Linked DNA regions of Homo sapiens: region 2 is linked to region 1. Evidence: chromatin loops called from intact Hi-C (ENCODE). Cell type or tissue: ovary. All regions are shown on one strand. Each heading gives the region's core, and the rest is flanking DNA. Links, peaks and the distances in the headings are about the cores only.

Evidence for each region. A loop is a pair of places that touch in the nucleus more often than their neighbours do. Peaks named below come from ENCODE experiments on the same cell type or tissue, not always from the same donor. Only the 100,000 strongest peaks of a DNase experiment are listed, where the experiment ranks them.
Region 2: a loop joins it to region 1, with 2.0 times the contacts of the local background. A loop is called at or near these places in 5 of 110 quality-filtered maps.

What each region holds. Positions count from the first base shown.
Region 1 is chr1:114,275,755-114,290,902 of GRCh38, forward strand. It overlaps the pseudogene MRPL57P1. Among named protein-coding and RNA genes, the nearest start is that of SYT6, 130 kb to the left of the region's middle. In ovary, for the core only: a CTCF peak has its summit at 7,244 (motif pointing left); a DNase peak (open chromatin) is centred at 7,247.
Region 2 is chr1:114,143,694-114,158,841 of GRCh38, forward strand. It overlaps SYT6 (synaptotagmin 6), which reads right to left and starts at 10,176. Exons shown (of 8, transcript NM_001253772.2): 1 at 9,917-10,176. The coding sequence starts at 10,079. RefSeq lists enhancers at 1,851-2,563, 11,351-11,964 and a silencer at 12,894-13,188. In ovary, for the core only: no CTCF peak of the experiment used is centred there; DNase peaks (open chromatin) are centred at 9,118, 9,548, 9,980, 10,735 and 1 weaker place; H3K4me3 peaks cover 2,014 bases; H3K27me3 peaks cover 1,296 bases.

The DNA of each region.
Region 1 (15,148 bases), core at 3,076-11,075:
AAAAACACAGTGTGGAAAGACAGACCAAACCTCAGAACCAGATACGGCAGGGAGGTTGGAATTAGCAGACAAGGAATTTAACACAACCATAAGTAAGATGCTAAGGGAGCTAATGGATAAAATAGACAGCATGTGGGAACAGATGGGCAATGAAAGCAGAGGGATGGAAATGCTGAGAAAGAACCAAAAAGAAATGCCAGAGATGACAAACAAAACCCTGTAACAGACATGAAGAACGTCCTTGATGGGCTTATTAGTAGACTGGACAAGGCTGAGGAAAGAATCTCTGAGCTTGAGGATACCACAATAGAAAACTCCTAAACTGAAATGCAAAGAGAACAAATACCGACAAAAATCAGAACAGAATATCTAAGAACTATGGGACAAATACAAAAGGTATAAATACACATAATGGGAAAGAAAGAGAGAAAGGGACAGAAAGGACATTATTATTTAAAACAATAATGACTGAGAATTTTCCCCCAAATTAATGTCAGATACCAAACCGCAGATCCAGGAAGCTCAGAGAACATCAAGCAGGATAAATGCCATAAAACAGAGCCAAAAAAAAAAAAACACCACAACTTCTAGGTATATTATTTTCACACTACAGAAAACCAAACATAAAGAAAAACTCCTGAAAGAAACCAGAGAAAAACACACCTTCCTTATAGAGAAGCAAGGATAAGGATTGCATGCAACTTCTCAGAAGCCATGCAAGCAAGACGAGAGGAGTGAAATATTTAAAGTGTTGAGAGAAAAACACCCACCAACCTAGAATTCTGTACTCTGTGAAATTATCCTTCAAAAGTGAAGGAGAAATAAAGGCTTTCTCAGACAAACGAAAATTGAGGGAATTTGTTGCCATAGATTTGCCTTGCAATAAATGTTGAAAGAAGTTCCTTGGAGAGAAAGAAAATAATGTAAGTCAGAAACTTGGGTTTACATAAAGAAAGAAAGAGCACTGAAGAAGGAATGAATGAAGATAAAATAAAAACTTTTATTTTTATTCTTTTTTTTTGCAGTGGCACAATCTCAGCTCACTGCAGCCCCAACCTTTTGGGCTCAGGTGATCCTCCCACCTCAGGTTCCCGAGTAGCTGGGACTACAGGCATACACCACCACACCAGGCTAATTTTTGTACTTTTTGTAAAGATGGCATTTTGCCATTTTGCCCATGCTGGTCTTGAACTCATGGGCTCAAGCAGTCCACCTGCCTCGGTCTTCCACAGTGCTGGCCATTGTGCCCAACCTATTTCTCTTATTCTTAATTGACCTAACACATAACAGTTTGTTCAAAATATTAATAGCAACAATGTATTTGATTATGTATGCTTATGCATATATGCTTATTATGCTTGTATGATGAAATGAAATGAATGACAACAATGATTCAAGGGATTGGGGGAAGGAGTTAGAGTTATTTTGTTATCTAGGCTACAAACCTGCACAGCATGTGACTGAATACTGTAGGCAGTTGTAACATGGTGGTAAGTTTTGTATATCTAAACACATCTAAACAAAGCAAAGGTACAGTAAAAATGCAGTATTATAATCTTATGGGACCACTGTCATATATGCAGTCTGTCATTGACCAAAACATCATTATGTGGCACATGACTGCATACTAATACACTAAGAAAGAAGATACAATCACATAAGAAGCTCAGTTACAACCCCAAAAGGCAGAAAAAGAGTGGACAACAAAAAGAGGAACAAAGAACAAGAGCAACAAAAAGAAAACAGGAATAAATATCTTAGGTATTAATGCAACTATATCAATCATCACGTTAAACATCGATGGTCTAAATGCACCAATTAAAAGACAGAGATTATCAGAATGGATCAAAAAACCCCATCCAACTATATTTTTTTTACAAGAAACCCATTTTAAATATAAAGACGATTGTAGATTAAAAGTAAATGGATGGAGAATCCATCCTATATCATGATAACATAAATCAAAAGAAATCAGGAGTAACTATATTAAGTTCAGTTATAGCAGACTTCAAAGCAAGAAGAGTTATCAGTGTTAAAGAAGGGCATTATATAATGATAAAGAGGTAGATTTTCCTAGAAGGCATACAATTGTTAATGTGTGTGTGCCTAACAACAGTATCAAACTACCTGAGGCAAAAACTCACAGAATTGCAAGGAGAAATGGATGAATCTAATATTATAATTGGAGATTTCAACACCCCTCTATCAGGAATGAACATAACTAGTAGGCAGAAAATCAATAAAGACATAGTTGAATTCAACAATACCATCACCTGTAATCCCAGCAATTTGGGAGGCTAAGGCAGGAGGATCCCTTGAGCTCAGGAGTTCAAGGCTACAGTGAGCTATGATCACAACACTGCACTCCAGCCTGGGTGACAGAGTGAGACCCTCTCTCTAGAAACAACAACGACAACAACAACAAAAATACCACCAATCAACTGGATATAATGACCGTCTACAGACTACTCAGACGACTACATCCAACAACAGCAGAATACAGATTCTTCTCAAACTCACCTGGAACACTCACCAAGACAGACCACAATCTGGGTCATAAAACACAACTTAACAAATGTAAAAGAATAGAAATCATGCAATGCCTGCTCTCAGATCACAGTGGAATTAAACTAGAAATCAGTAATAGAAAGATCTCTGGAAAATCCCCAAATATATGGAGATTAAGCAGCACACTTTTTTAAAGTTATGATAAATAACTTTTACTTCATTTAAATGTCTTCATTTAGTAGTCAAATCCCAGAAGAAAATGCTATTTTTAGGAGAATGTGTAACTGAAGAACCTCACATTTCTATTTAAGTTTAGCCAGTTATTCTTGACAGAAGATAAGCAAACTAATGCATGATAAAGCCCCCATGAAGTTATCTCATACTTAAAAAAAAATCCCAAATTATACTTAGTAGCTTTATTGCAGCTTTCATCCAAAATGTGTTTTATATCATCTGTGACCCAGGAAATCCCTGATATCTTCCTGTCAGGGTAAAGAAATGAAAAACAATAGGACATTAATTATACTTTTAAGTATTCATCTGTTTAGAGCCCTAGATATTCCATATGCAGACCACTATGCTCACATTTGTTTTAATAAGACTCTGGTCCAAAGCCTCACATTTTTATAGCAGTTACAGTTTTTCAGCACCAGACCAGGTAAAGACATGGCAACCCCATGATCCACAAAATCAAGGAATGACGATGATTCAAGGTGACCATCAAGGTGTTGATGATTCAACAAGAAGATGACAACTTCTTGTTGACACTGAGATGACTGAGCTGGTTTATAACAAATCTATCTATACAGAGGCAACTTGGAAATATTGGCCGCTTTCACAGCCTCAAAGGGCTCTGCCAAGTGCACCTCAGCACTGCTGTACTCTTGTCCCACAGTCAGGTAGGGCATGCTCGGCCAGTAGTGTTTCTCCACATGGTTCACAGCTGCTGGTGCTTCCCTGATCCACTGCCTACCAGAAATGTGATTGCAGCAGAGGAGGGCAGTCAAGGACATGGTGCCTGCATCCACAGGAAGAGTCCCTAAACAACACGCTTCTAAATAACACATGGGTCAATGAAGAAATCTCAAAAGAAATTTAAAAATATTTTTAGCTAAGTTAAGAGGAAAACACATGAAAGCAGTGTTTAGAGGAAAATTTAGAGCATCAGATGCATGCATTAGAAAAGAAGAAAGATTTAAAATAGATCATCTGAGCTTCCACCTTAGGAAACCAGAAAAAGAGGAGCAAATTAAATTCAAAGTAAGCAGAAGGAAAGAAATAAATAGTAGAGCAGAAATCAATAAAATAGAAAATAGAAAATCAGTAGAGAAAGTTAATGAAATCAAAACCTTGTTCTTTGAAAGGATCAAGATCAATAAAATCAATAAGGCTCTGGCCAGACTAAGAAAAAAAGAGAAAGGGCACATACCAGAAATGAAAGAGGCAACATCACTACAGATCCTATGGCCATTAAAAGAATAATAAAGGAATACTATGAACAACTCTGTGCCCATAAATTTGATAACCTAGATAAAATAGATGAATTCCTTGAAAGGCACAATCTGCTAAAATTAATACAAGGAAAAATAGACAGTCTGAATAGGCCTATATCTATTAAAGAAATTGAGTCAATAATTATTAGCCTTCCAAAACAGAAAGCATCTGGTGCAGATGGTTTTACTCATGAATTCTACCAGACATTTTAAAGGAGAAATGATACCAATTCTGAACAATCTCTTTCAGAAGATAGAAGCAGAGGGAATACTTCCTAACTCAATCTATGAGGCCAGCATCACCCTAACACCAAAACTAGATAAAGACATTGCAAAACCAGAAAACTACATATCAATATCTCTATGAATATAAATGCAAAAATCTTCAACAAAATATCAACAAATTAATTCCAACAATGTATAAAAATAATTATACACCACAACCAAGTGGGATTTATCCCAGGTATACAGGCTGGTTCAACATTCAAAAATCAATTAATGTAATCCATTGTATCAACAGGTTAAAGAAGAAAAATTACACGATCTTATCAGTAGATGTAAAAAAAGCATTTGAAAAAACCCAAACCAATTCATGATAAACCTCTCAGCAAACTAAGAATAAAGGGGAATTGCCTCAACTTGATAAAAAAAAAAATCTACAAAAAGCCCTATAGCTAACATCATACTTAACGGTGACAACTAGAAGCTTTCCAAATAAGATAAAGAACAAGGCAAGGATGTTTCCTCTCACTATTCATTTTCAACATTGTATTTGAAGTCCTAGCTAGGGCAAGGAATTGATTCACAAGTGGTGGCACGCACTTCTAGTCCCAGTTACTTGGGAGGCTGAGGCGAGAGGCTCATTTGAGCCCTGGATATTGAGGCTTCAAGGCTTCAGTGAGCTACGATGGTGCCACTGCATTCCCTCTGGGGTGATAGAGCAAGAACCTGTCTCTACCAAAAAGAAAAAGAAAAGAAAAAAGTGGGCCACAGACCTTAACAGATGCCTCACCAAAGAACACATACAGATAGCAAATAAGCATATAAAACAATGCTCCACATTATATGTTATTGGGAAATGTAAATTAAAACAATGAAATACCACTACATACCTATTACAATGGCCAAAACCCAGAACACTGACAACACTGAGCGCTGGTGAGGATGTGGAGCAAAAGGACCTCTCATTCATTGCTGGTGGGAATGGGAAATGGTACAGCCACTTTAGAAGACAGTTTCGTACAAACTAAACATAATCCTCCCATACAATCCAGCAATCATGCTTCTTGGTATTTACTTGAAGGAGTTGAAAACTTATGTCCACACAAAATCCCGCACACAGATGTAGATAGCAGCTTTATTTGCAGTTGTCAAAAGCTGTCCTTCAGTAGGTGAGTGGATAAATAGACTGTGGTACATCGAGAAAATGAAATATTATTCAAGGCTAAAAATAAATGAGCTATCAAGTCATGAAAAGACATGGGTAAATTTAAATGTATATGACTAAGTGAAAGAAGTCAATCTGAAAAGACTACACATACTGTACATTTCCAACTATATAACAGTCTGGAAAAGACAAAACTATGGAAACAGTTAAAAAAAAGTGGTTGCTAGGGGTTACAGGGAGGGAGGGATGAATAGGTGGAGCACAGATAATTTTTAGGGCTGCGAAACTATTCTCTACGATATTATAATGGTGGATACATGTCATTATGCATTTGTCCAAACCCATAGAATGTACAACACCAAGAGTAAACTCTAATGTAAACTATGAACACTAGGTGATAACGATATGACAGTGTACTCTGGTGTACTCTGTATAGGGTGTACTCTGGTGGGGGATGTTGATAATGGGGGAGGCTGTGCATGTTTCGGGGAAGAAGGTATGGGATATTTCTGAGCCTTCCTCTCAGTCTTGCTGTGAACCTAAAACTACTCTTTAAAAAACTAGTCTTAAAATTAAAAAACAGGCCAGGTGCGGTGGTTCACACCTATAATCCCAGCATTTTGGGAGGCCAAGGAGGGTGTTTTAGTCTGTTCTCGCGCTGCTGATAAAGACATACCCGAGACTGGGTAATTTATAAAGAAAAAGAGGTTTAATGGACTCACAGATCCACGTGGCTAGGGAGGCCTCACAGTCATGGCAGAAGGTGAAAGGCACATCTTATATGGCAGCAGGAAAGAGAAAATGAGAGCCAAGCAAAAGGGGAAACCCCTTATAAAACCATCAGCTCTTGTGAGACTTATTCACTACCACGAGAACAGTATGGGGGAAACCGCCCCCATGATTCAATTATCTCCCACAACACGTGGGGATTATGGAAGCTACAATTCAAGGTGAGATTTGGGTGGGGACACAGCCAAACCACATCTCGGGGGTTGCAAGAATAGCCTGAGCCCAGGAGTTTGAGACCAGCCTGGGCAACATGGCAAAACCCCATCTCTACAAAAAATTAGCCAGGTGTGGTGGCATGCGCCTGTAGTCCCAGCTACTCAGGAGGCTGAAGTGGGAGGATCACATGAGCCCAGGGAGTTGGAGGATCACCTGAGCCTGGGGAGGTGAAGGCTGCAGTGAGCTGTGATCCCACCACTGCACTCCAGCCTTGACAACAGAGCAAGGCACCATGTCAAAAAACAAAGTGTGCCCAGGTCACACACACAAAAAAAACTGCACTGCCTCTGCCAGAAAGACATCAACTGTAACAATAATCTGATGATAATGATGATAGTAACAAGTAATAAACAGGTAAATAAGGGCAGCTACAGAGAGCAGAGTGCAAGGTAGAAGTGCTTAGGCCCTAATTTAGGCAGACCTGCCTCCACCACTGACACTGTGACCTCAGGCAAGTTCCTTAACTTCTCTCAGCTGCAGAGTCCTTGTCTGCATAGGGTAATAGTGAGGATAATAGGACCCCTCTTGCAAGTTTGTTTTGAGAGTTAGAAATAATATATGTAACATGCAGGACACAATCCCTGACAAATATTAGGTATTCAATCATGATAGCTCTAAAGCCGAAGTCGTAACTCTGAACTACTTCATACTTTTAGAGTTACCTACATTTGGATAGCAAAAATTTGTTGTTGTTGTTGTTGTTGTTGTTATTGTTGTTTTTAATGGCAGATCAAACAGCTGGTTGCTAGCCAGGACGATGGGAGAGAGTTCAAAACCGAGTACTGCTGGGAGGGTTGACAGTCCCTTGCAACTAAGGCCTTGGGACTCAAATGAGTGCTGGAGCTCCCCCTGCAGGCAGAGTTGGGTGTGTGTTAGTAGGATGTGGGTACAGCGTAAATGAGCCACACAGAGCCGGCTTAAAACCCAGCATGCTTCTCTGCTTGGTTTGTGTTTTTCTATTAAAAAAATAGTATTACTTATTCAGCCAGATTTGCACAACATTTGCTAAAATTACTATATTTACTATACTTATATCACTATATTTGATTAGATGGCACATGATTTAGAACGAGTTTTTTTAAATGCCAATTCTATGAGCTAAATAGCTAGCTTTCTCATTAACCTTGGGTATTAATCAGTGCTTTTTTTTTTTTTTTTTACCCATTTCTTGGCTTATCAGAACCCAGTTTTCCATCTCTCAAAACCACTTGCATTATTTCTATGTCACAAGTATGGAACAAGCATTTATTGAACACTAACTCTGTACAAAAACATTACACTAAAAGCTCAGGAGAACACAAAGAATATGGACGGATTCCTACCCGCTAAGACCTTTTAATGTAGTTGTGAAGACAAAATATACACATATGAAATGGTGAAGTCACGAGCAAGAAAATGATGACATGTGGGCTTGTCCATGCTAGGGCGCATATTCCACACAACTCTCCACCCCATTCCCAATACTTAGCACAGTTTATGGCACAGCATAGGGACTTAACAGGCATTTAGTGAAAAACTAAATAGCATGATGATGACAGAGAACAGGGAACAAATACTGAATGACTATAAGAGAAAACCACACTTTTCTGCCTCATTTTTCTCCTTAACATTTGCAACCTTCTAACACACTGTCATTTATTTCATCATTTGTCTCCCCTCTTTAAATGTGAGTGTTCTGAGCAGAGAGTTTGCCTGTTTTATTCACTGCATATCCACAGAACATAGGTTTGTGTCTGGAACATCATGGTCACCCAATATGTGTGTGTGTGTATATATATATATACACACACACGTATATATATACACACACACACACACACGCGTATATATATACACGTATATATACATACACACACATATATATATACACGTGTACATATATTGAGTGAATGAGTGAATAAATGAATATTTCAGCCATAATTTCTTAAGTATTTATACATAAGTGATATTGAGATTCCTGAAATCTTGTGGAATTTCAGTGTCAGGATTAACCACAGGATGAAATACCAAAAATGTACCGGGTGTTTGTTACAGCTTTGTTTATAATAATGACAAATTGGAAACAATTTAAAAGAAAAGAATGGCTATATTTAATATTACACCTCTATAATGGAATCTCTATAATGGAATGGCACATCTGTATAATGGAATATCATAATTCCATTAAATATAGCAACATCAATCTATATGCTTTTGGAAAGGTTGCTTTTTTTCAGAACAATTGTGGGGGGCTAGAACAGAAAAAAGTCTGGAGGGATTTACACAGAATGTTATCACCAGGTGGCAGAATTAAGAGTGGAATTTTCATTTCCTTCTTTAAGCCTTTTCATATTGTCTGATTTTTTAAAATAATAATGATATGCATGCATTATTTTAAAATCAGAAGAAAATAAAGGTATCTTTATTTTTGAAAAGACATTGTCTGGGGCTTCTGTCTTGCAACCATGCTGGGAGTGTGGAACGACCTGCCTGGGTTCCGATGTGGTCCTGTGCTCATCACCTTCCCACACCTGCTGCCCTGCACCATTCCCAGGGGCTCCTCTGTGACATAAATTTTAGTTGACCATAACTGATCCAGCTAGTCTGGGATTATCAATTTCAGATGGTGGTCAAATTTAACAGCTAGTGGTTATTACAGAGGGCTACCTTTCCATCTTTCTTCTTGATGAAGACTGCCCTGGATTGCCAACTAAACTTTCATCAGTGATAGCCTGTGAACCATTGTCTAAAGTCCTGACAGCAAGGTTCTGTGCCCCTATCTTCCACCCCTAAGGGATCAACTAGAGAGGCCCATCACTGTGTTGATAAGAGGAGAGTTAGAGAGAAGCTTTGGCAAGGATGAGTATGTCTTGGAAGTCACAGTAATTAGGGGTTGGAGGGAAACAAACCATATTCCCCTTACCAGGGGCTGTGCTGGTAACATTAAGTGTCTTGCAGGCTTATGGTAAAAGTTCCAAACAACAACTCCTTCATGCTGGTTCTGGTTTAATTACCAACATTTGGAACTAGAGGTGAAACTAGGTATTCTCCTTTAGAGGAGAATAGTGTATAGTGTTTGCTGGTCCAGAGATCTGAGATGGTGCAGCCAGTGGGAAGGAGGAATAGCATGGACTTTTGCAGTCAAGTTATTGACTTTGAAAAAGGTCTTAAATTTTCTGAACTTAGTTCTTTCATCCACAAAATTGTGTTATTGATATATACTTTACATCATTTTAATGAATACAGGAGATTATGTAAGATTATAAAATCCTAACTAGTGCATGGCACACAGTAGGCATTAAGCAAATGTTAATTCTTCTATCAATGTCTATTATGGCTATTAAGAAAAGGGGAGAGGGACAAGATATTGAGATCCCACTAAGTGCCAGGCACTCTCCTGAATCCTGTGCTTACATCATGTTCTCACAACTCGGTATTACTGTGCAAATACCCACTGCACAGATGAGGCCCACAACAGCTAAGTGACTTGCCCAAGATCACGGCAACATGTGACAGAGCTGGTGTTCGAGTCCAAATCTGTCTGCTCCCAAATCCCATTTCTATAAACTATATTTAAGTTGTTCTACTTAGAATAAATTGTATGAGGTCCCGTTATTTTCTGGAGGGAGAAGTGCCAACCCTCTAAGTAGGTGTGGTCAAAGTCCAATTTTACATTAGCCATGAAGTTCTCTCCCATTATTCAGCTGGGGACTGAATATAAGTAAATAATGCTTGATAATAACAGTAGCTCACATTTTTTGACAACTTACTATGTATCAGGCCAAGTGCATTAGACTATAGGATTCTCATTTCATTTTCAAGAAGTCCAAGAAGTGGGCATTATTATTATCCTCATTTTACAAATGAGAAAACGGACATACAATGAAGCTAAGTAACGTGTCCAAACAGCAGAGCCCGGTTTGAGCGACTCGCCACTGAACTACCCACCACCCTGGAAAGATGCATCTTGAGGCAAGGAGCTGGTAGCCAGCCATGCAGTTCTCCCTCTGAATTCCTCTAGGAACTAAGCAGCACCTGTTCACAAGGTCCCAGGGGTGCCCATTCTCAGAGGTCTGTTCTCACTCCTCACCTTCTGAGACCCAGAGGTGGTGGTGAAAGCCCCTAACCTGTGAGGAAGAGGCTCATCCCTAGGTTTGGCCTTACAAAGACAGCAAAGGGCCAGGTCATTGGGAGCCTCTGAACTTGGGGTCAAGGCAAGCAGCAGGCTCAGAGGCCAAGGAAGGGAGCCCAGCAGGGGAGGCTGCAGGAAAAAGAATTTGATTGAGGCAAGATTTATTCACATGCTCTAAAGGAACATTTCTTAAACTTTCTGCGACCATGACTCACCAAGCAACACTGTTACATGTGGAGTAGCTATGCAGATTTTCTTCCACCAAAAGAAAAATCATTGTCAGATTAAGAAAAGACACAAACAAAAATAATACATATGGGCGACAGGAAACTTTATAAGTTAAATTTCACAACATGAAGAAAAGATTTTATAAAACTACATTTCAGTATTTTCCACTATTGTACAGTATAAAATGGTTATTTGTTATAAAATATGATTTATTTTTGCAAAGGCTCACAGCACACAGGACAGCTTTTCAGAGAACATCAGCATTCTGATAGTGTTGTTTAAGAAATGCAGCTTGTAAGTGAATAAGCAACAAGCCCTTGATCTTAGGTCTATACACACTAGCCACCTGGTTCTGATGCAGGACAGGCAAGCCCCAAAATTGGGGCTTAGCCCAAGGTTTTTGGCCCCATCCAGGAAAGAATTCAAAGGTGAGCTGGTGGTGTTAAACAGCAGCTTTTATTGAAGCAGCAGTGTATAGCAGCAGCAGCGAAGCAGGACTACCCCACAGGCAGTGTGTCCAGAGTAGCAGCTCAGAGGCAGTTCTGCCATCATTTTCGTACCCACTTTCAATTATATGCAAAGTAAGAGGCAGTTTATGCAGAAATTTCTAGGATGAGGGTAGTAGCCTCTGTGGAGTTGTCACCACAGCAAGGGGTGATAACTTTCAGGTGTTGCCATGGCAATGGTAAGCTGACATGGCATACTGGTTTTCATGTCTTATGGAGAAGTGCTTCCACACTGCACCTGTTTTAGGTAGTCCTCAATTTGGTCCTGTGTCTGAGCCCCACCTCCAGAGTCTAGTCCCACCTGCTACCTCAGTTCTGCCCAAATGACAGTGAATATTAACTTAAAGGTCCGAGACTTGTTAAAGCAGTGCTAGGTCCCTAAAACAGAGGCCTTCAATTTTTTAAAAAATCATATAACCGTAGCAGCAAAAATGTTGAACATACACTCCAATATAGTGTATTTACTTATCTATATTATTATCTTATTATATTGATGCATTTCTATTATTAGCCAATGTCTCAAGGCTTCATATACACTTAGGATGAGGTTTATCACAAATGCCAATGGAAGTAAAGGCACTGTCCCCTTGATAACTTCTAAACTTGTTTTTGTCAACATCTTGTCTGATCTGATTAGATTGTTATGGTTTCTAACCTCATGATATGTCTGACAATGAGCTTCTTTTGAATTAGGGACAGTGCCATTTTCTTGTTGTTTATTTGCATTTGCATTGTGGGTGTTATCATCACACTCCTTTCTTTGTAGAGCTCTTCTTAAGCCACTCTGTTTTGTGAGGATTTGTTTAGTTAAGACTAAATAATCCAATTTGCCCATCCTCTCAAGTGGCACGAATAAGCTACAATACTCTGAAAGCCAATGAGCGACTCGTCAAACTGTAACACTCAGTGTTCCTCAGGATACCCCTTGAGGTCTGTATGTGACATGGGAGCAACAGACAGACCAAGCAAGCATGCATGCATCAACCTGTATATTAAGTGAAGCTTAATTCTTTTCGCATTTTTAGATAAAACATTAGTAGCAGACACCTCAATATTTGCTTCCCATTTCCCCAGCATATCATTCTGCATTCTCTGGGCTGCCCACTCCCCACTTTGAGATATTAGAGGCAGTATCTTTATAAGACTCTTAGGGTCTATGTGTGTGGGTAGATTTATGGGGTTTTGATCCCCCTGAAAAGAGACTTCAAATCTTGCATGATGGCAACAAAGACTTCTTTGGAGAGACTCTGAAAGGGAAAGGAGTGACACACAAGATTTTCCATCACCCTCCCTTGAACCAGCCCCAGGGACAGCCTCTAACCTAACCTGATTTCTGGTCATTGTAAATAAAAATAGTGTCTGTAGACTAATTGACTTCCCTGGAAAAGTCCATTCATCAGTCAAAGGAGGAAATTAACAAAGAGCCTTACATGATTAAGGAAGAAGAAAGTAGGATTTTTTTTTTTCCAAGACAGGATCTTGCAGTCACCCAGGCTGGAGTGCAGTATAGTGGCATGATCATAGCTAACTGCAGTCTCGAACTCCTGGACTCAAGTGATCCTCCTGCCTCAGCCCCCTCAGTAGCTAGAACTACAAGCGTGCACCACCAAGCCTGGTTATTTCTTTCCTTTTTCAACAGACAGGATCTCACCATGTTGCCTAGGCTGGTCTCAAATTCATGGGCCTAAGCATTCCTCCCACCTTGGCCTTTCAAAGGTCTGGGATTACAATCATGAGCCAGCTTGTCCGGCCCAGAAAGTAATTGAAAAAAAAAAAAAGGCTGTGAGTTCATTTTTCCTGTGGATCTTGTGATGTAGCTGTACCTCTTCCTGTTCCACTGCCCTCCATAACACATATCACCTTGGGCTGATAGGGCTGCAATAATTGATTTTTTGTGTGTTTTTGTCCTTCATTAAACGTAGATTCCTTGAAGCAAGACCAATACAGTTTTACAGCATCAATACATAGCACAGTGCCTGACAAATAGTAGGTGTTCAATAAATGTTATTGGATGAATACACTCTTGGGGATAACAATAATAACCTGTCAGAGTCCAAGGAGATACTGTAGGTAAATCACATAGCACAGGATAATTGCTCAATAAATATACATATTACTGCATGAGATAATATAATTGCTCTCTGAGCAATTTTGCTATTATATCGTACAACAGTACTTTGTAAACTGCAAAACAGCACGTTGATTTATGCTTTTGAACTACCCGGTTTCCATAGTAGAAACTAATCTTCTGAGAAATACCAAGAGTCCTGAGCCTGCACGGGCCCCTTTCCACTCTGGGGGTGAGAAAGGCACTGGGTGGGGGCTCAGTTCCGCACATAGGAAGCTGCGTGGAATTAGAATATTACCCGGGTAGGATGTAAGACACATAGTATTATTCCCTCTCCCCTTGCACCCGCGATTCTGGGATCAACTTTACAGCATCCTTCCTAGTTCATCTGGCTGCGGCTCATCGTTCAGCTGCTTCCACATTGAGATTCCAGAGGTCTCCACACTGCCTTGGCAGTCCCCGCTGGAGCCTCCGCTAAGTGTTCAGCTGCTCTCTCAGAACTCCTGTTCCTCACACATCAGTGATGTCAATCCCTGTCTGTCCATCCAATAAATATGTATTTTCTCTTATGCCTACTATGTACTTGACATTATTGTAGGTGCTGGGAATATGGAAATAAACAAAACAGACACAAATTCCTCATGGAGCTTGCATTTTAAATAAAATAAGTAAAATATGTAGTGTTGGCAGTGATAGGCACTAAAAAAAAAGTAGAGCAGAAAAAGGGGGTGGGGAATTTGGCGGGGTGGGGAATGGGCTGCACATGTTAAAACGGTGGTCAGCTGAGATTTCACGCTGAAGGTGACATGTGCATAAAACCTGAAGGAGGAGAGGGATGCAGAGGGGCAGGTACTCGAGGAAGAGCTCTCCAGACAGAGGGAAGAGAATATGTGAAGGCCTGAGACAGGAGGGTGCCTATGACACGGAGGACTGAGCTGGGAGTAGGGCAGAGCCGGCTCCCTGTAACGGTTAATACTAAGTGCCAACTTGATTGGATTGAAGGATGCAAAGTATCAATCCTGGGTGCGTCTGTGAGGGTGTTGCCAAAGGAGATTAACATTTGAGTCACTGGGCTAGGGAAGGCAGACCCACCCTTAATCTGGGAACACAATCTAATCAGCTGCCTGTGAATATAAAGCAGGCAGAAAAACGTGAAAAGGTGAGACTGGCCTAGCCTCCAAGCCTACATCTTTCTCCTGCGCTGGATGCTTCCTGCCCTCAAATATTGGACTCCAGGTGCTTCAGTTTTGAGACTTGGACCGGCTCTCCTTGCTCCTCAAGCTTGCAGACAGCCTATTGTGGGACCTTGTGATTGTGTAAGTTAATACTTAAAAAACTCCCCTTTATATATATATACCCTATTAGTTCTGTCCCTCTAGGGAACCCTGACTATATAGTCCTGTCGGCCTGTAGGCTCCCTATGTATTTGGCTTGGAGTCTGAGTGGGACTGGAAGCCAGTGGAAATAGAGGAGTGGTGTGAACTCACTTATGTTCTCACAGGCATCATGCCAGACTCCGTGGGGAAGGGAGGATGCTTGGACACAGGGAGGCCAGGCCAGTAGCTTCCACAATAACCCAGGTGAGAGATGATGGGGGTGGCCCATGTGGTTATAGTGGAGGTGGCGAGACGCAGCCAGATTCTGGATATGTTTTTAAGGTAGAAAATGCAAGATTTGTTGACTGATTAGATGTGGGGATGAGAAAAAGAAGCACCCCAAAACGGAGGCCTCAGATGAGACACTACCCTTTAGCCTCTTGCAGAGTTCTGAAATATGTATTCCTCTCTGCATTTGCCCTAAACCAAAGCCAGTTTTCTAAATTTATCCTTTCCTTTGTAACCA
Region 2 (15,148 bases), core at 4,548-12,547, 130 kb before region 1:
TGTGTACAAATGATTCCTAGAGCTGTCCTCCTCCATTCCTGTGGCTATTCAAGAGCTTTGCTGTAAAACTGGTATTTTAAATGTTGTGATTGGTTTGGAGGTGGGCTCTCACTCCCCCACCCCCAGCCCACCCCTGACCCCAGGGATGCCCATTATCCCAAGAAAGGGGTATGCCCCTATGAGGGATGCCCCTCTTTGTGAGAAATTATTAAGCAGACCTCCCATCCCACTTCCCTCTCCAAATTTGGGAATGAACCTTTGAGCCCAAGGCCTCTTCTTGCTCGGAGTAGAGAAGTTAGAAGGCTCTGAACCAAGGGCATACTTTGCAGGGTTTGCAAAAAGGTTACTGTGGACAAACTAGCAGAAGAGTTTTGTTTGGCTTGCTTAATGATTGAAACGTTAAGAAATTCCATCATCATCGTCACCCCAGACTTCTGAATTCACTGGAAAAGACCAATGACTTGGTAATTGAACATGGGCTCCCACATGGTGGGAACTGGTGACTCTCTTTGTAAGGATATGTCCTCACCAGCTCAACCCTCCACTTCCTGTTCCCTGTCTGGCCCCTGAAAGCTTGTAAGTTTGAAGCCTCTGTATTAGCCTGTCCAAATGCCTTAAAAATCTTACTATTTAAGGTAAGAAATGACCCCACAAGTAGTGAGGCCAGGCTGTGCCTTTAAAGATGGCAGCAGTGGTTCACAGAAGGGACTTGCTTGGAGTCACAGGTTGGTCAGACACAGAACCTGGACTAGGGTCCAGATGTCCACCACCCAGGCTGGCACTCTTTCCTCTGCCCTGACCTGTCTGTCTCTGGTTAAACTGTAGGCTACTATGACACGTGTTTTTCCTCTTTGTCTGATTCAGGGCCTCACATAGAAACTGGCACATGGAATGAATGAGTGACTGAAAGAATGATGTATGAGAAGGCTGTAATTAGCTCTCATTTCAATTAAGGTCAAGCAACATTTACTGAGTACTTGCCATGTGCCAAGTTCTGAGCAAGGCTTGAATGCCCAGTCCCCTGCTAAGGGGATCCAGGTACTCCCACAGCACATAGGCTCCAGGGAAAGAGATCCCACATCAGGGGCCAAGAAGGAGTTGAGGATATCAGCCACTCTCTCTGGGAAGCCAGCACTGCCTTTTGATTCCTTTGCTGCAAGTTACTTGCCTAGATCAGTTATCACCTCCGAGAATAGGTAATAATAGCAGAGAATCCTCAAGTCCTGAGCCACCTACCACCACCCCCTTCCCAAGCCTTCCCAACACCTGGCTCCCTGCACAGGGACATTAGAGCCTTTCCCTGGCCAAAGGAGCTGGAGGTAGTCCTTCACCTGGAGACTGCCAGACACCGGGAAAGCTCATTCTAAGTCAACTTCTATACTAAAGGTCTCCAATGTGGTGGTGTCTCCAATGGGGTGAAGCTCGGGGCAGGTGGACACAAGAGAAAAAAACCAAGCCATTTTAATATTTATAATCTTTAAAAGAAATCAAATTTTTAATATACAGGTTGATAGGAATAATAGCATGTTATTAGATTTAGGCAATTTATTCAACATTACTATGTCTAAGGTTCAAAGAGCTTTATATCTATTCACTCATTTAATCCTCTCCAATGAAAAAGGTATGATTATTATCCTCATTTTGCAGATGTGGAAACTGAGGCACAGAAGGTTAAATAGATTTCCCAGGTCACACAACTAGTGGGTGGTGAAACTGGGCTACAACCCAGCCAGTCTGGTTCTGAAGTATCACCTCTGTGGAACATGTATGTAACTTGGGAACAAAAAAACATATATTGGAGGTATTAAGTTTTTTTTTTTTTTTTTTTTTTTTAACCTGTTATGAGTTCATGATCTAAATAATTTGGAGACTCTTTCTTCAGGTCTTTATCCTAGTGGGCTCACCAGGGAAGTCACCACAGCTATATGTGTCCTTATTCTACATATCTGGCCATCTCTAGCCCTTCACATCTGTTCTCTGTTACAGCTGTTCTGGATGCATTCTCTGCAATATGAGTCACCTCAAAACAAAAGGTGTTTCTAGGGCTTTGCTTTCCTTTGATCATACATCTTACTTGTTCTGGTAATAATTAGAATTTTAATGAGAAGGGGAGTAGGGGGAATCTAGAGAGCATAGAGTGCATTTAAATGTTCAGCCTGACAAATAATTGAATTCGTAAATGAAAAGAGAGGTAGGAGAAGGGGGTGGGGCAGGACAATGAGGTTTTCCTTGGTGTGGTTGCTATTTAGATTGCCTCTCCATGTGACCCCCAGCTGCTGTTCCCTCAGAGCTGTGATTAGGGGAGGCAGAGGGCATGGTTTTTTGGAATCAGCACCCAGCACTCAATACTGGTTATATGAGACCAGGAGGCCCGTCCTATGCCTGAAGAATCTTATTGCAGGACTAGAGGAGCCTGGGCTTTTGACATCTCACTGGCAGGCAGTGCAAGGAGAATTAGGTCTCAAACACTGAGTGGGTTTGTCTTCACAGGAGATGCAAGGTTGGTGAGCAAGGCTAGTAAGACCAGAAGCAGGCAGCAGGGAGGAGGTGACTGTAGAAGATTCAGCTCATTTAAAATCACTGTATGTGGCCTTGAACTCAGACATCCCTCATCTCCTAGTTTAAGTTACATTGAGATTAGAAAGGGCTGTAGGCTTCTGTACAGCCTAAGGGCTGCATAAAGGCCCAGATAACCTAAGCTGTATGCCTTCCCACTCTGGGCTTGCTGGGGCCAACCCACTGGGACATGTCCCCTAGGAAATCACAGGTGCACAAATAGCCTTCAAAACCCTTTTCCCATTCACATCTTGTTTGAACTTTGACCCCTTGAGGCAGCTAGAACTTTGATGGGCAACTCTGCCAGTTTCTGAGTCCTGATCCAGTGCTCTTCCAATTTACACCACACGTTCACTTCAGGAAAAGCTAGAAGTAAGCCTCCAGTAAGGGAGAGAGGGCTCAGCCCAGCACTGAAAAAGAGAAAGTACCTCCTAGGTATTTGGATGCTTCTTCCCTGTCTTCTTCTTTACTTCTTCTTCAGCTTAGAGAGAAGGAAGCATTGCCCTGAAGTCAGACTGGCCTCACTAACAGTCTACCTCTACTAGTTTTAAACTGTGACCTTGGCAAACTATGTAACACTTCTCAGCCTCAGTTTCCTCATCTATAAATTGGGGGTAATAATAGTATCTACCTTTAGGGTCATTGTGAGGTTTAAATGAGACCAAAACTGTTGAGGATAGTGCCTAAGATGTAATAAGCAATATAATAAATATCACCTATTTTTATTAGAATTAGTTATGCCCAGCCCAATTTGAAACAGTCCTTAGTTTTGAAATTTGTTTAATGGGCAGAACACCTGAAAACCATTGAACATTAATCAACAGAGATAGCTTTAACCTTGTCTTTACAAACCAAGAACAATCTTACTAGCAGAAATAATATAATGGTTTTGGACATAGCCAGGTCCGTCTGTATCTTGAGACGTAACACAAACTATGGTTCAGATCACACATCTCCAGGCTTTTCCTGCTAATACTCATTTGCTTGCTGCCTCCTCAGTTGTTTTGTTGTTACCATCACCAGCCAGCTGGTGAACAGGAATGAATTCCAAAGAAGTAAGAAGAAGATCATGGAAGAAAAACCTATAATTGAGAACATCCTATGTTCTTGAAAAATTTCTTGAAATTTGGGGAAAAGAAGCCTATTGCTCAATATTCATTGTAAAATGTTTTCATTCAGGCATCAGAGGAGCTCTAGTATTTCATGGGCACCTGATTTGGTAAACCATAGTAGCCAACTCTCCAGCAGTCTCATGGGAGAGAAAACAGCTATGGAACTAGGCTTTGGGATCACACCCCAGTGACATAGCCTTGTACAGGGGCACATGGCTTCTAGCCCTGGCTGTGAAACTGAACTCACAGGTGCTCAGACACAGGATGGACATCTCAGGTGGGCGGCAGTGCCAGAATGACCGACAGCACAGCATGTATCATCTTCATTGCTTTCTAATTGCGTGACCTTGAGCAAGTTATTTAACCTGTCCAAATCTTAGTTTTCTCTTTTATTTAGTCAGGATTCGAATTATTCCTACTTTGCAGAATCATTGTGAATATTAAATAAGCTAAGACTTTGAGCACAGGCCCTGGTACACAGTGAATGTCCCCAAAATGTAAGCTGCTGTTATTCTTCATGTTTTGTTTTTTGGTGGAGGATAACAGTTGACTGTGTATACAGAACAGACACAAAGCTAAGCTAAGTCTTTGAGGCAGGGAAGGGAGACTCCAGATCAGAGGACAAAGAATCTGAGGGACGTCAGGCCCCTCTTCTCTCCTGGGAAGTTGAGATCCCCTTCAAGGCCATCAGGATAGGATCTGCTTGTCACCTTAAATGAGACTGTCTGGTTGGGGTGATGGCCCATGGTCTCCCTCCTCTTCCAGAAAATGCTGGGTTATTAAATAGCAGCTCAGGGCTTTCTTATCTTCCCCCACTGACACTTCTTTCTCCAAAGACAGCCCTAGTGCCCCCTCCCCTCTTCTCCACCCATAGTGTTAGAATTCATCAGCAATTCTTATTGCTTGCTATTGTTCCCATTTTTCTAATGGGCTCCCACATCAGAAAAATCCATTTTGTAACAGTAACAGGCGTTCTTGCTAACAGATTGTAATTGAAGAGATAAACTGGGAAGAGGAAGCAAAAAGAAAGAACCATTTTCCCTACTCACCCCAAAGCCAGAGAAGGCTGGCTTCAGGGCCTGGAATTGGTGGTGGACCCTCAGAAACGGTCAGTGCTCAGGCTGGGGAGAGCAGGAGCTGCCTCGGCCAAGGAGCTCTCGTGCAGACACAGACAGAGACATAGACAAAGCACAGCCCAGAGGCCAGGGAGCAAGTGACGCAGAGGCCCAGGAGCTTGGAAGAAGAGCGTTTAGCCTGGGAAGAGAAGAGATTCTGGGCAGAACCACTCATAAAATACTAATAATATCATTTATTTATTTATTTATTTATTTATTTATTTATTAATACATAGTGAGCATTATGCCCTTTACATTATCTAATTTAACCTTTCTAGCCTCCCTAAGAAATTGGTATACACCCTTAAAGATAAAGAAACTAAGCATAGAGATGTTAACCAGGTAACTTGTTCAAGGGTACAGTGCATTAAGGAGAAGAGCTGGGATTTGAACCTAGGACTTGCTGATGCCCAAATCTGGGCTCTTGAATCACGTATCTGGGAGGACTACAGATTGAGCTGTGGAGTCCCAGGCTGGACAGAGAAGTTGGAGTGGGGGCAGGCATTTCTTAGTTGTACTCAGGAGAGGATGGGAGGGATACTCCCACTTTTTGGCCTGACCCTATGAACCTGGACAGAGCCCCAGAGACTCAGATTATGACCAGCCTGGTGACCACCTGCCCCATCTTCTTCCCTGGAAAGCTGACACTTCAGGTTGCCCACCAGCCACCAGGCAAGTAACCAGTGGCCTCTGGAAAAGGTGTACCTGAGGAATATCTGAGAGAGAGAGAGAGAGAGAGATTGTGTGTGTGTGTGTGTGTGTGTTGGGAGAACAGAGCTATTCTGTACTGAGGCTCAGACGTGGCCCATTAATAATTAATAATAAGCTCTGCCAGGGCTTGTAAGTTTATTAGGAGAACCGGTGTAATTAAAATTCAGGGCTGGGGGGAGGGGAGCAGAGGGCTTTTGCTTCCTTTGCTTCTTTCAGAGATCCAGACTGAGCTACCAATGGGGATAATTAGCAGAGTCCAAACAGAGAAGGAATTAATGCTCCTGAAAAAGCTGTGATGAGGAGAGACAATGCCAAGCTAATTACGGCCGCACCAAGCTTTATGACTGGGCGCTCACTTCCACCATCATTAGGGGATTCAGAGCTAAATCGGAGACTAATGTGGAGTGTTACAGCTAACAGAACATTGGCACTAATTTAACAATTATTAATATTATTAGTTTGGTGGATGGTAACTGTACCTTTCTGCTTGAGGGGTCAGGGCATGTGGCCCTTCTGAATGTGGGATCAAGGCTGGAGTGATGGAGGTGGAGGGCAGACAGCCAGAAATTCTTTTCCCTCTATGCTTCTCTCCCTGTTTGTACCTGCAACTAGTGAGAGGAGGGGTCTGCCTGGGTCCTCGGGGAGCAAGAAAGAGTTCAGTGCTCCTAGAAGAAAGAAGGGAGGGATGAGGTTGTGTCATTATACTTGGAGGGTCCAGATCTGGATGCCCCTGTTTATTTCTACTTTCAGAGACTCCTCTGATTTCAGTTCCTAAGTGTGACTCAGTCCTTAGAGGCTTCTTTTCCTAAGCAAGAATAGAAAGGGTGCCACCCAGTTTAGTCGGAACTTTGTCTTAGCATGCTTTCCCCACTCCAGACAACCCTATACAGACCATAAAGAAACCTGGTTTGATCCAGATGCCTCAATGCCACTCCTCACTATTTGCAGCCACATGTTATACCCCTAACTCTGTGGACAGGGAAGATAAACTTCAGACAGTTAGAAGAGAACATGTCTTTTGTACAGAGCTTAGAGGGATGACACATACTGAAACCACCATCCCTACTTGACGTTCTCATCAAAGTCAGAGGGAGAAGAAAACTTCTAGAACTATAAATCTAAGGGCTCTACAACTCTTAGATACTGGACCCTGCTTCTAGAACTCTAAAGCTCAAAACACACTAGTCAGAATATCATCTCCTTGGGTTCTAAAGGATTGTGCATTGTACCTTTCCTCAAAAAGGGCAAAATCTGCAGAATTCCATCCTTCCAGTGAGAAGGACAAACATCACATAAATTTCATGGCCACAAGTAAACTGGAGTTAACCACTCCCGGCTGCCAGCCTAAGAAAAACAGGGAAGCTTGAGGTCTCCTGTCAGGTTTCTGCATTTGCTGGAGCACTTCTGGACCTCTGCTTGCTACCTTAAGTCCAGAACCCATGCTGACCATACCTAAACCTCTGCAGCTTGGCTTATGGAAAAAGTTCATTCATTTCTACAAGGCAAATGACACAATGAAAGGTGGAGAACTGCTTATTAGTGTTCACTTGGGGTGTATTAAGGAGAATAGCAGGCCTATGGCTTCAGAGTTTTTAAAGAAAAAGGGGAAACTTGCTTTTAGTTTGGACAGTTTGTGTACAGGTGTTTCCAAGTCAGGGTCTGATTAACTGAGACTTCCTGTGCAATTCCTAGCACAGACTCTAGCCTATAGAGGAGTCTCAGCAAATGACAGTGGAGTCTGAATCTCAGTCTCAGGGTGTTACTAGAAATCTGTAAGCTAGAGACTTAGAACAGGAAGAAGTCAAGGGAAAACATAAAATGGTAAACAGAGCTGGGCCTGCTCTAGCCACTTGCATTTTTCATAAAACTGCAACAAATGAAAAGCTCTAGCATTGTGCTGGTTGGAGAATCTGGACCCAGAGAGCAGGCTGGGAGGCGGAACAGCTGGGGCCTGGTCCTGAACTCCATGGCATCTCCCCAGACCCTCTGGTCACCTAAATTCTCAAAATCCCAAGGCCACTCTCAACCACTATCTTTCTCTTGCTATGATCAAAGGGTCTGCTCCTGCCTCCCCATATCCCTTTCAGCCTCTCAGCTTGGACCCTGGGCTTCCTGGGACTTGTGACTCAGCAGCCAAAGTTAAAGTTTTCCTGAGCTAACAACTAGAACTCATCTTCTGATGCAGCCTGCAGGGAAGGCATAGTAATTCATCTGGGCCTGCCGACTCTCACCCCTCAGGCTTTTCTCACCCTCAACCTGGCCATCCAGGCACCTGTCATTCCAGATTATGGGTATCTCTGTGGAGTCAGAACACCTGTGCCTCCCCCTACCAAGATGTGCTGCACACATACAGCCCTGCCCCACTTCCAGCAACTTCCACCGTCACCCCCAGCATTTCTGCCCTGAACAGACAGGAGAGTCAGCTTCCATCCCAGATGGAACTCCACAGGTATGTTCTCACCCTCTAGGCTCTGAGGGTCAGGACCAGCATTAAGGCTCCACTGGAGATGGATCATTGGTGGAAAAGACGGAAGGGAGCTGGGGAGTAGGGAGAGGCAGGAAGAGGCTCCCTGATAGGGAAAATTCTGTGTCTGGTGTGTATGCGTGGTGTAGGAGGGGATGGCACCAGAGAACCAGAGTCTTATAATAATAACTTGTTAGGCCTAATGTGTTCTGCGAATCTCCAAGGCAGGGAATCAACTTCCCCAACCTCCATCTCTGTACCACCCTCTAAAAGTTCTTTATGTCTAACCTCAGTCCCTTCTGCTGCAGTGATCAAACCATTGACTAAACATTGCCACAACTAGGGACAGCAGCGCCTCCTACGACCCTCACAGGGCTCAGGTGGGCTCCGCTCACCCCAAGGCTGGATACAGCCCCCTCACACACACAAGCCTCCCCTTGGCCCACCGCCCCCTCCCCCGAACTGCTCCTCACGGGTATCTACCTCTATATACGACCTTTAACCTCAAGTGAAAGAAAACAGGACCCTGGGACCTGCAGCCGCTGGGGAGTTTACCCCACCTGTACCTGCTCCCAGAACCGCCGGTCCCTGGCTTCTCGTCCCTGGAGCAGCGCGTGGGGACCAAATTCCCGCCTCTGGCAGCCCCTTTCTCCCCTTCCCGCGCCAGCGGTGCAGAGCCACTGAGCAACTCCCGAGTGCTCCTAGGCCCAGCGCTACTGGGGTCGGGGTGGGGGAATAAGGAGGGATGGAGCCTGCAGAGTCTCCTGGAACCCCGGCGTCCTGGTCCTTGCAGGATCTCCCCACCCCCACTCCGCATTATCTCCAGGCCTCTCACTCCCCCAGCCCCTCCCCCATGGAGGGGACGCGACCCAGTACTCCCTCCCGCCCCGGACCCTCCAGATATCGGGACAAAGAAGCCCCGCGGCAGCCGGCGAGCGTGGCTGCCGGGCACTGGTGCAGCAGGTAAATACCCTGGGCCGGCCGCCACGTCGCCGACCCTCCCGCAGCTCCCGCCGCCAGGGCGCGACACGCCATTCCCCCTGCCGCGACTCCCCGGAGACGCCGCAGCTGCGCGCCAGGGTCCAGCCCGGCGGGGATCGGGCTCGGGACTCACCCGCTCCGGCGAGCTCGACTCAGCTCGGGCTCCCGCCTCGGCTAGGCAGCCGCCTGGGGCTGCGTCCCGCGCAGGGTCAGCGCGGATCGGGCAGGAGGCGCCCTCTTGGCAAAGTCGGCTAGAGGCGCCAGCTCAGTCGCGCACCGGCCCCGAGTCCGAGTCCGAGAGGGACGGAGGGAGCGAGTTATAGGGGCGAGAGGGGGTGGGGGAAGGACGCCGCAACACCCTCATACCCTCCCCCACCCCGCCCCCTGTCCCCCGCCCCCCAGCGGAGACGCGGAAAACCACTCGCAGCCGGAGAGACACCCGGACACAAAGACCTCGTGCCAGCCGCAGACCCAAGTTTCTCCCGGAGAGACTGGGGGTCCGCCCGCGTTCACCGCGAGAACACACAAACGGACGGACAGACCGACGCACGGACCCGGGGACCTCGACACTCGCTAGGAGGCAAGCCCTATTCCTCAGCCGGGCGCCCCTCGTCTCCCGCTCTCTCCATGGACCCCTCTCCTGGCAAATCGCCCGCAGAGCGAGCTTGGAGATGCGAGGGAAACTGAAGCCCCAAGGGTGCCCCGTCCTGGGAGCCTGGCTGTCTGCGGGGTCCCCCGCATTCCGCAGTAGTAATACAGGAGGGCCGGGGGCTTCTACCCCAACCTCCGCTCCCCTTCGGGTCTCTCCTGGCTGTGCAAGCGATGGGCCAGAGGGCTGGACGAGGCTGGCTCCCAATCCAGAATCCCGAGCTGGGGAGTTCTCTCTAGGTTCTGGGGCTCCTGGGACCGGGGCTTTGGGGAAGGGAGATCGCAGGACGGATATCCAGGAAGGGAGGGGGCCCTGGGTCTCCCGTTACCTGCGCCTGCCGCGCTGGGACTCCGCTCTGGGGGCTGCAGCTCGAAGCTCCGACAAGTCTCCACGTCCAGCCCGAGAGGGGGCGGCCGGGCCCGGCACAGCGAGGCGAGGACCGCGAGCGCCTCCTGGCACCGAGGCCCGCCGGCCCCCCACACTCCGCTCATGCCCTAGACACCCAGGCTTGCCGAGCAGCAGCTCGAACCCGCGCCCCGGCCGCACTGGGGCGGGGCACGACGGCCCCAAGAAGACCCTCCCTGCAGCGGCCCCCTGCGGCTCCGCTCTGCTTTTAATCACTTCCCCGCAGGGTCCCCGCCCCTCACGTGGCATCCCGCGGCAGCTGGCGAGTCTGGCGCCTCGCGGCCGCCCCCTCTACACTCAGGGACTGGCCTGAGTCCGGGGGGTGGGGGTTTCGAGGCGGGAAGCCGGGCTGTCCCGAATCTCGGAGGGTGCAAGGCCAGGAAAGAGTCCGGGTTCCCACTCCGCATTCACTGCCTGGTGTGACCTTGGGCGTCTCTGAGCCTCAATTTTCCTCTCCGTAAAGGAGGTGTAATGATTTTAAGTACTTCACGGACTCCCTGGGGATAGAAAGATCGTGTTTGTGAAAACACTGGGTAAACTGCCACATGCCACACGAATGACAGAGAAATAGATAACCCCGTAACAGAAAGAGCGACGGTCAGGCAGGGTCTGGGAGGACCTTGGCCGAGGTTCCTGACGGGAGCAGTTAGACTGGCCCCCGAGTCCCAGCTTCGGAGGTAGAAGACCCCAAGACAGGCGGGCGATGCGAACTGCAAGACTTTCCGAGCTCCGCAATCCTGCGGTCCGCGGTACCCGCATGTTGCTATGGCGACGGGAGGCAGCGGCCGTCTCTCTCCATGGCAACGGGAGGGAAAAGTTTCTGGCAAACAGGAATGGGGGGTCATTTCAAGAGGGCGCAGGGCGCTCAGTTCCGCCGACCCACCTCCTTGCTTCGGTGAAACAGCACCAGAGATCATGTATCTTTCTGCTAAGCATAACAAGAAAGACAGAAAGCTCAACGGGAGGATTGAGGCTAGACTTAAAGTAGAGATCCCCTCAGAAACTGTGGAGTGAGGCCCAGGAACAGATCGGCTGAGAGGCTTCGAGCTGCCTCACTCAGCGCTGGAAGTCTGTGAGCCATGGTCAGGGAGGCCGGGGGACCAGCGCCCTGCAGGGGCCTATCTCGGGAGTCTCTTGATCTACACCTGTCGGCGGTGGGGCCCCTTCTGTGTGGGGCTCGCCTGAAGCCCCAGACTCAGGTCCATTTGCTCTCCCGGAGCTGGGAAGGAAGCTTTAGCTGCAGCCCCTGGAGGCTGCTGGGTTGGTGTATGCCCGAGTGGCTGGCGAGGGAGAAAGGTCTTGCCTCTTAATTAACACGCTTATTGGAAGTGACTCGGGCAGTGACTCACGTTCCGGAGGGAGGAGATTCGGAGCCTTAGCTCCTGGCGGTCTCCACTGCGCGCCATCTGTGCCAACCGGCCCTTGGACTTGCGATCCCCTAGCAGCTGGTGCCTGGGGCACCAAGGGCTAAGGCAAGGCCTGTGAGGACCCTGGCCCAGCCAGGCGGCTTTTCCACCGTGAGGCGCCCCCTGGCTCTGTCCACGGTGCTGAAGACCCAGTTGGTGCTACCATCGCGTGGGCATAAGTTTAGGGGACGAGGGAGAGGCAATTGTTGAAGGTTCGCAGCTTCCACCCTGACCCCTGTGCCTGTGATAGCAGAAGGCTAGGAACTCAGGCAGGGACCAAGCAGACACGACGCAGGCGATACTGTGCAATCCGGGCTGCCTTCCTGCTGGAGGTGTTTGGTTGCTGTTCCAAGAACAAGTGGGGCTCTGGCATCCCTATGCGCCTTCCTGGTGCTTCTGAAAACCCACCTGAGGAGCCTAGAGGCCCCATTAATTTCTTTTCCATCACCCGATGCAGATCTCAGCACCCAGAAGAGCCTCTGGCTAAACGCTTATTAGCAGTTTCCCAAGTGGCAGGTTTGTGTTTATGTAAAATACAAATGGAGAACTGCTCTTTGCCCGTGTTTATGGCAACTCTGTCACTCCCCTGCTATTTCTCCCTCCCCCTCGCGAGTTCCTGGGGGAAATTCACAGAACAAAGCACCTTGTTTTGCCTTTGCAGAGAATGAAAAAACACAGGACCATTCCAAGGGCCCAGACCTGTGATGCAGGGAAATCAATATTTTGCTTACATCGAGTGGGGGAATTTGCATCTAAACTGAAGGCAAAGGAGCTTGTTTGGAGCAGAGCAGGTGGCAGGAGCCGAGAATTAACAGATAATTTCTCATTGTTCCTGGATTCAGCCTCCACACTCGGCAGGCGCTTCTGCAGCGTCTCTGGCGCCCCGGCAGCAGCTCCGGACCTGGCATTTCTCAATCTAGCAGTGTGAAGGAGCTGCTGCCCTGATAGGGCTGCAGAAACAGGTTAGGGCCCCTGGGTCAGTCAATAGCTATTGAAGTTGGATTGTAGGAGTTAGCGTGTGTGGGAGAGACAGAGATGAGAGAGACAGAGAGAAAGAAACAGAGACAGAAATAGAGGCAAGAGACAGATACAAATGAGAGAGACAGAGGATGAGACAGAGATACAGAGAGACAGTTATAGGAAATAGAGAACAGAGAAACAGACAGGGAGACAGATGTACAGGTAAAGAAACACACATTCAGAAGGAGACATTAAGGTAAAGCCTCACCCTAGTTGTCCTCTTTAGCCCGCTACCTCCCCCAGCCCCCAGGTCAATTGCTGATACCACTGTGGTCACATAACCAGCCACAAAGCAGAAAAATTCTTCATGTAATGATGGAAACTTTTTTGTCTCTCAAACCCCTTTGCCCTGCAAACCCAACCCCCAAACACACCTTTGCTTCTTCCCATATGAAGAGATAAAATTCAGAGTCCCAGGGTCCCACCAAGAGCTGGGAGGGAGGATCCAGGGTCCCACTCAAACCCAGAGAGGGAAAGAGGTGGAAAGAAGTGGAATTGTTGCCCTTCAATTCTATCTCTCAGAGAAATCCCATTCTGAGTTTGGGTTTAGGGGTGGGGAGGAGAGAAGCAGGAGCAGAGACAGTTAAGCATGGAGTGGTGGCAAATAAGTACATTGGACAGGGCCTGGGAGGGCTGGGATTCAGGGCTGGTGCACCAAAGCAGCCACGAGGCTGTCACATCCCCTATCTGGGGCTCAGTGTGCCTATGTGAAGTTGGATTAGGAGCTCTTTGAGGCTCCTTCCAGCAACAGCACTCTAGGATTTTACATGAGGGAGAAAAGAGGAGGCTGGGGCAAAGGGAGGAGGGAGGCAGCCTTTCCTGGCTCTGAAGCTGAGGGTGGTTTTACAGAGGCCAACTCACTTTCAGCTCCCCCTCCCCCATCGTTCTCATTGCGCCTACAGCCATGCATGGAGCATCCCGAGTCTGGGCACCTCCAGACCAGACTTCTCAGATGCAGGAAGAGGAGCTGGGGTGGAATGGGAGGCAGAATGAGAGGAGGTTTGAGACAGAAACAAGAGGCCTCCCACTCCTATGCCCTCCTCTCTTCGGAAATAGCCAATGTGCTCATCTCCTGCCCCCAACTTAAGTCTCTGCCCTTGGGCAGGCTCCCACTCTGCTCTGAGCAGCAATGTCTTGTTGAGTTATGTTGCAAATAAAATAAATTAAAACCAAATAATAATTTCTTTAAAAAAATTGAACCTTGGTAGGAAATTGCTAATGCTGTAGGCGGGAAGAATGAGCTCCTTTGACATGAGCCGATGTGTCATATTGTCTTTCCATCTCAATGCAATTTCTAAATAGGGAGCCCTTTCCCCATTCCCTCCTCCCTCCAAGTCCCCAGCAGAAATGTAAAGGGAGCAGTCTGACGATTGTAGCTGGATTGTCTGACGTGCAGGGAGAGACACAGAGGAATAGACACACAAGCACACCTACAGCTTTGCCACGTGGATAGAAGCTAAGGAGGCTCTGACCCAACCCTGAGGGCCCCTGGTCTCTTCTCCCCACCTCCCCCATCCTCTGCTTACTGAGGCATGTAGCCGCCTTCTGCAGAAGTGTTAATTTACTCAAAAAAACAAACATCAGTTGAACCTAGTCTACTGCAGAATCAAGTTGAGGTCCTGTATTTGAGGGTATAACTTCATATCATTATTTGGAATAAACTGTACTATGGATTCCCTATGGGGTTTCAGCCAGAACAGCTTTATCAGTATTTCCTGCAGATGACACTCTCTCCCCCAGCCCCCATACCAAGATAGCAAATCTAGCCAAAGCTGGGTGACTTCTGCAAATCATGCTGTCCCAAGCCATCATCAGAGTTTTCAGGGATTCCTCCTTACCTGAGAAGATGCAGAAGACGTTGCAGAGCTCAAGGTCAATGCCTAGGTGCTTTTTGAAAGCGTCCATTCTTGCTTTTATTCCAAGAAATATGCTTGGCAGTTCAAACATCCTGAACCAGGGTATATTTGCCTCTCTCCCATTCCTCCCCTATTTCAGCAGTCTCATCTCTGTTCTGTGCTCTCTGCTCAAGCACACAATATTCCACATCAGACTTGGGAAGACTGGACAATGTTTTCTGCATCCAGCCTGGCTTTGTGGACAAAAGCAGGCTGGAGTTCGGGGAAGCAGAGACAGGTTGAAGGTCAGAAGGCAGTATCATCCTTCAAACAACTTTAGAGCTAGGCCTAACCATGGTGGGTCGAGGTCTGTCTCCATTACTGAGAAGTGAAGATGATGTCAGAATGGAAGGGCTAGGAAGGGAGCCAAATAGTCCTCTTCTCACTGACCTTGTACAGAAGAAACAGCACGGCTTTGGAGTTGGACAGATCTGCGTTCAAATCCTGGGTCTGTTATTTACCAACTGGATTGCTTTAGGTGCTATACTTTAGCTCTCTGAACTTCAGCTTCCTCATTTGTAAAACGGGACATATAGGGCCTGCTTCACAGTGTACAAGGCAAGGATTACATGAGTTGGGTTAAATGGTGAAGGTACTGTGACTGATCCATGGCAAGTGTTAAATGATGGTTCCTGTCCCCTTTCTTCCTTTTTTCAGAATGTAGAGGAAAATTTAGCAGGTACACTATTCAGAGGTTAACCTGTATTCTTCCATGGGGCAAGTCTCTGCAAATTGTCCAGAAGGAATTTATCTCATGTAATTCTTACAAAAATACTGAGAGGCACAATGGGTGGATCCTAATCATCCATCTAGTAGATGAGGAGATTAAGTGAC